2 separate regions of the Homo sapiens genome follow, and region 1 is linked to region 2. A link is a contact called in ENCODE Hi-C or POLR2A ChIA-PET data. All regions are on one chromosome and are shown on one strand. Each heading gives the region's core, a stretch centred on a gene start or an enhancer-like site at or near the end of the contact. The rest is flanking DNA. Distances are from core to core; before and after follow the strand shown.

The links. Hi-C counts contacts between places; a loop is a spot of excess contacts on that map. ChIA-PET counts read pairs that join two places held with the same protein, here RNA polymerase II (POLR2A). Pooled maps may share reads with other maps.
Region 1: a loop to region 2 is called in a map of mammary epithelial cell, with 2.8 times the contacts of the local background. The contact joins two enhancer-like sites. A Hi-C loop is called at or near these places in 1 of 168 maps with a recorded cell type or tissue (mammary epithelial cell) and 1 of 50 pooled maps. POLR2A ChIA-PET finds 5 or more read pairs at or near these places in 2 of 52 experiments (A673 and HEK293).

Annotation. Positions count from the first base shown.
Region 1 is chr14:68,946,624-68,949,323 of GRCh38, reverse strand. All of the region lies in intron 1 of ACTN1 (actinin alpha 1), which reads left to right. Among named protein-coding and RNA genes, the nearest start is that of ACTN1, 31 kb to the left of the region's middle. RefSeq lists an enhancer at 687-1,235. Within about 2 kb of position 1,368, at least 19 of the 41 ENCODE cell types and tissues checked have a DNase peak (open chromatin) inside an H3K27ac peak, as active enhancers do.
Region 2 is chr14:68,142,036-68,144,735 of GRCh38, reverse strand. All of the region lies in intron 7 of RAD51B (RAD51 paralog B), which reads right to left. All of the region lies in intron 2 of LOC105370546 (a long non-coding RNA gene), which reads left to right. Among named protein-coding and RNA genes, the nearest start is that of RAD51B, 320 kb to the right of the region's middle. Within about 2 kb of position 1,260, at least 24 of the 41 ENCODE cell types and tissues checked have a DNase peak (open chromatin) inside an H3K27ac peak, as active enhancers do.

The DNA of each region.
Region 1 (2,700 bases), core at 119-2,618, 800 kb before region 2:
TCCTGACCTCCTCGTGTTTTGGACTTGGGGAAGGGGGATGCAGCTTCTGGGAGCCCTGGGGAGGCACGGGGACCCCGAGCTTACTTTGGGACCTAGAGGCCCATTCTTCTTATGACCTCCCCCACCCCTGCCTCCAGTTCTTCCTGTCCTGGGCTGTTTTTCTCTCCGAGGCTCTCCCAGAGGGTTAGTGTGAAAAAGATTTTTGGCCCGTTAATTACAGAGACTAATGCAAAACTTCCTAGCTTCCTTTGGAGGAAAATTCTATTTCTTGCTAACAGAGCAGGAGCTCCTGTCCTGATGCCTGCTTTCACCAAGTTGGGCCCCAGAGCAGCTCCTCGCTAGAGCCCTGTGCACAGCTGACTGGTCTCTGTGGGCTCACTGGTTCGAGCTTCATTATGAGCTGCTTTGACCCCCTGGCAGAGATCTGCACGTGGCTGTCTTTTGGGTGCCCCGTGCGCCTCAGGAGGCAGTGTGTCTGTTCTGTCAGCTAGATCACAGCTCTCTGAGAGCAGAGCTGCTGGTTGTTTTTCTTTGTGGCCTGGTAGTGGCTGGTCTGGTAGCCTGTACTTCCTGGATGCCCAGTTACAGAGAAAGAGAGGCCATGAAAATAATTTGGGATTTGGCATTGGAGAACTCCTGGCTTTTGGTTTGGGGCCTGCTCTTTGCTAGCCGGCTTACTTAACCCTCTCGAGCCTGTTTTTCCGTCTCTAAAATAGGGATCAGAAAACCTTACTTCTTTTTTTTTTAAGATGGAGTCTTGCTGTTTTGCCCAGGCTGGAGTGCAGCGGTGCAATCTCGGCTCACTGCAACCTCTGCCTCCCGGGTTCAAGCCATTCTCCTGCCTCAGCCTCCCAAGTAGCTGGGATTACAGGCGCTCGCCACCATGCCCGGCTAATTTTTGTATTTTTAGTAGAGACGGGGGTTCCACCATGTTGGTCAGGCTGGTCTTGGACTCCTGACCTCAGGTGATCCACCCACCTTGGCCTTCCAAAGTGCTGGGATTATAGGCGTGAGCCCACCGCACCCAGCCAGAAAACCCTACTTCTTAATAAGCTTGTTGTGAAGAGTAAATGGGGTCATTGTTATAAAGTGCGTAGGTAAGTGTCAGTGAATGTCAGCTTTTGTCACCGTTGTGCCTCTGCTAAGTGGAAGGGCCTGGGGGGGACTCCCTGCAGAAGGCCAACTTCCTAGGACCTCTGTGTGCTTTCTGTCCATCCAAGCCCTACTCCCCTGGGAGAGGCTGCGTGTGAGGTTGTCTGGTTGGGTGGCAGCAGCTTCCCCTGCAGAAGGAAACTGCTTCCTCCCCAGGGAGATGGGAGTTGCTAAACTCTGGCTTGGGCCGGCTGTGTGCTCTAAGCAGGGATTATGTGCGTGTGTGATGAGGGCGGTGCCTTGGGCTTCATTCCAGATACACCGTGTTCTCTGACCTCGCACTCCCTTCCTTGGAGCCCCTCACTCCAGCACCAGGCATTGTGGCTCAGAACTCCCACTGCTCCGGATTGCTATTTGACAGTTTCATAGGTGGGTCCTACTTCCCTTTTTAGATGATAGGCTCCAGGACCTCCATATTCCTCATATTTGGGGACAGAAAATAAGAGCTTCTCTTTCCATGCAGTAGGATGCCCCTTTCTCCTGTGGGATGATTGGGACCGGCCTGTCCAGGCTTGGGGGAGGGAATAGGAACGGGAACCCTGCTTGGAGCTGCATTCTGTGTTCGGCCCCTCCCTGCAGAAGACTTCACCTTGCAGAGACTGCAGAGTGTTAGGGAGAACCCAGCTTTGGAGCCAGCAGCACTGGTGTGGAGGCAAGCTCTGCTGTCTGACTTGCTGTGTCCTTGAGCTGGTCCTTATTCTGAGCCTCAGTTTCTTCCTCTGTAAAAAGACAATCTGTCTTGCAGAGTTGTTGCCGAGACTAAATGAGATGATGGATGTAAACCACCCAAGCTGGCATCCCATACCTGGTAGGCTCCCTAAGTGTGTTGTTATTTTGTGTGTGGATGGGCCAAGGGGTGCTTTTAGCGAACCATTCTTCTCCACACAGAGGTGTGGTGAGACAGACTTCCTATATACATTTCTGTAGCCCAGAGTTGCCCAAACTTGCCTGATTATAGGATTCACATGGAGTACTTGTTACTTGTTAAAATACCAATCTGTGAGTCCCATCCCAGAACTCCTGAACCAGAATGGTGGTTGTTGGGGTGAGGGGTCTCTACTTTTAACCTTTTTTATAATCGGGCCAGTCTGGGAAATGCCGTTTCCCTCAGATTGCTCTGCCAGTTGCTGTGTCATTCCATCTTCACGGGGGCCCATTGGAATGAGACAAGTATGGCCCCTTGGAAAGTGGGAGACTTTGCAGGTGAGACTGAAGCTTGAAGGGGCTGGCCTGAGGCCCTGAGCTCCTTGTGGTGGAAGCAGATTTAGAACTGAGATCTCCCAGTGATGTGTGTCCATTGTGCCTGCAAACATTCCACTAAAGCATGGAAAAGGTGAAGGTGGGGATGGAGAGAGATGGAGTGACAGGAAGGAGGTGAGGGCTGAGGGCCTCCATGATGGCCTTGGGAACCTGCAGAGACTAAGTGGGGGATGGATGGTGGGACAGAGCCCTGAGCCCCACTAGGATGCTTCCCCAGGTGTGCCTTCTGAAAACCAGGGCCCCAGTGAGCATGTGGGGCCTTGGGCTTCTTAGAACCACTGGGAATCC
Region 2 (2,700 bases), core at 11-2,510:
AACCCCAATACAGATATGCTTTGAGGTTTTTTTGTTTACTAGCTTCTGAAGAGGATATGGAGTTCCTTTTATATAAACAGAAATGTGGGTTGGCACTGCCAGGTATAGGGCAAGATAGTTAACGAAGTTTCCAGAAAGAGCAGCAGAGAACAACTCATTGTATCTCAAAAAGCTCTACTCATCAACAAAAGACAATGCTCTACTACAAAAGACAATGACTGTGTGAGATTTTAATCTTGTTTTGCTTTCCATATTAAGGCCACAAAGTCAGTCTGTGCAAGCGCAATAACTTAAAACCTTCATAGTACATGGTGTTCCCCTATATTGAGCCAAGATTCTTCAATCAGGCTTCCTGAGATTCTTCCTTGATTTTCTAAAATGATGACAACCAAGTGCCTCTTTGCTCAGCCGCCCTCACTAAGAGCCAATATGAGACATATGCAGACAAGCTCTGTGGGGAAACAACACAGGCCAGGGGTGAAAGTACACCTAAGCTAGTTCTCCAACAGCTGGGGCTAGACAGACAGCAAATGACCAAGAGCTCTCTGGGCCTTAGGAGGCCAATGGTTTGGGATGAACTGTCAGAATTGAGAAAGTGTCAAATTTCTAGGCTTGTGAGAGAGTACAGAGGCTCTGGTTATCCATCTTAAGTTCTCTCATTAGGTAAATATGTTTTATGTGGAAAAAAAAGATGATGAGCAGCCTGGCCAAAGAACCTAAGATAAATGAAATCTTCCACAGGATGTTCACAGACAAAAAGGCTGAGTAATGTAGAAGAGAAAAAAAAAATCCCTGAAGATGAAGGGAGGGAGAAAAAAATAAAGCCATCAGTTCTAACATTTGCCAAGGAAAGAGAGTGAGAACACTGTTTGGACTGTCCATAAACCAGGTAAAAGTGACGGTTGGTTCTGATAGAGTCCACACACACTTACAATACCCTTCCACCAATGCCAACCACCCTGCGCTTCCTCTGAAGGTTGCAGCTGCTTTTCAAAGCCCCCAGAAAGCAACAGGCAGAGTATAGTGACAGCTGGAAGGAAGGAGATTAGGCAAGGACTTGGCATAAATAGAAGTGTAGCCAAAAGGCACAAATATAAAGGGAGAGAGACAATTTTCCTGTGTGGTTTGTGTGTGTGGTATGGGGGGAGCTCAAAATAAGAGCTAGCCAAAGTTCTGGCCTTGACAGCCTGAAGGGTTTGGCAAGCACAGCATTTCTCATGGCAGCCGGGCCAGGAAATGAAGCTTTCAGCTGTCTGCTTCAATGTTTTGCTCACTGTCACCATTTTCATGTTTGGCCGCTGGCCCATTTGTATTTTCTTCTTCTTTGGAGATTAGCACATAAGTGTGGACAAAGTCCATTTTGGTCATTCAGGACTCTGCCATGTATCATTTCCTTCCACACCATTATCTGTCAACTAGGGACTTCAAGAACAAGAAATCCTGACAGAAGACTACACAAGCTATAGAATTAGATGATTTGTAAAAGACCTTGGAGATCATCTAACCCAGCCTGATCAGACTGATTTTACAGATGGGGACACTAATAGCAGCTAAGAGAAGTAAGGTGACATGCTAAAAACACACCAAAACTTAGAAAGTGGCAAAGTTGGGACAAGTACCCAGCTCTCTCATCCCCATCCAGCCAGTCACCTGTCCACAGAAATCACAGTGTTCCTTTAGGACTCCATCTCAGACAGCATAATAACTCCCCCCCCACCCCCTCGCCCTCCGCGCCTTTTTTTTTTCCTTGAGACAGAGTCTTGCTCTGTCGCCCAGGCTGGAGTGCAGTGGTGCCATCTCAGCTCACTGCAAGCCCCCAACCCCTTTTTTAGTGGAGACTTGATAAAAACTGTGATGTGTTCTGACTCTCATCAATAATTTGCATATAAGTTTGGTAAGTAATTATCCAAAATGTGTGGTCTCCAAAAAGAGAAACAAATGTGGAGGCACAGAACAGCACTCAGAGAAAAGACCCAAACTAAAACCAAGCAAAACACATGGCATTAAAAACCATCTTCATAAAACTTAGATTCCTACTTTTACTTATTACATATAATTATCACTATTATTAAATCATGACGATCATGCTGCTTCCCAAATAAACTATGGCCTCTGTTTATCCTGTCATGTTGATTTACAAAACAGCAAGTCAATTTTAGGCCTTGGAGATGTCTTCTAAATTAAATTAAGCATGGATTTAAAATATTATATTTCTAACTCAAGGAACAAATTTAAATATAGAAGATAATATTTTCATTTGAAAGAAAGAAAAACATAAAGAATGAAAAGTTACTTGCAACAAAAGTAAACCTATATTATAGAAATCATTTCATAACTTTTTTTGCCAATGGAAATAATTTCTGATATTGACAGAAATCACATACTCAGAAATACGTAACCCTTAAAGGGCTTAAAAGAGTCTAACTCTGAAAAGGAGTTTGAGAGTGGAGGGGTAGGTAGATGTAAATCAATCTGCATGTAAGGTCATAACAAAGCAATCTATCTTCTTTCCTCAAACTGTGGTTTCCTTTACTCTAAAAAATTTTTTCTTCCAGTACTATAGAAATCATGTCATATGACATTTAAAAAAAAAACACTTCATTAACTAGTAAAAGTTAAATTAACTAGTTTTTCCTTCTTTATATTCATTTCAGTGTAACAGATAGTCTTTAATAGCTTTACCAAGCATCATTTAATTCT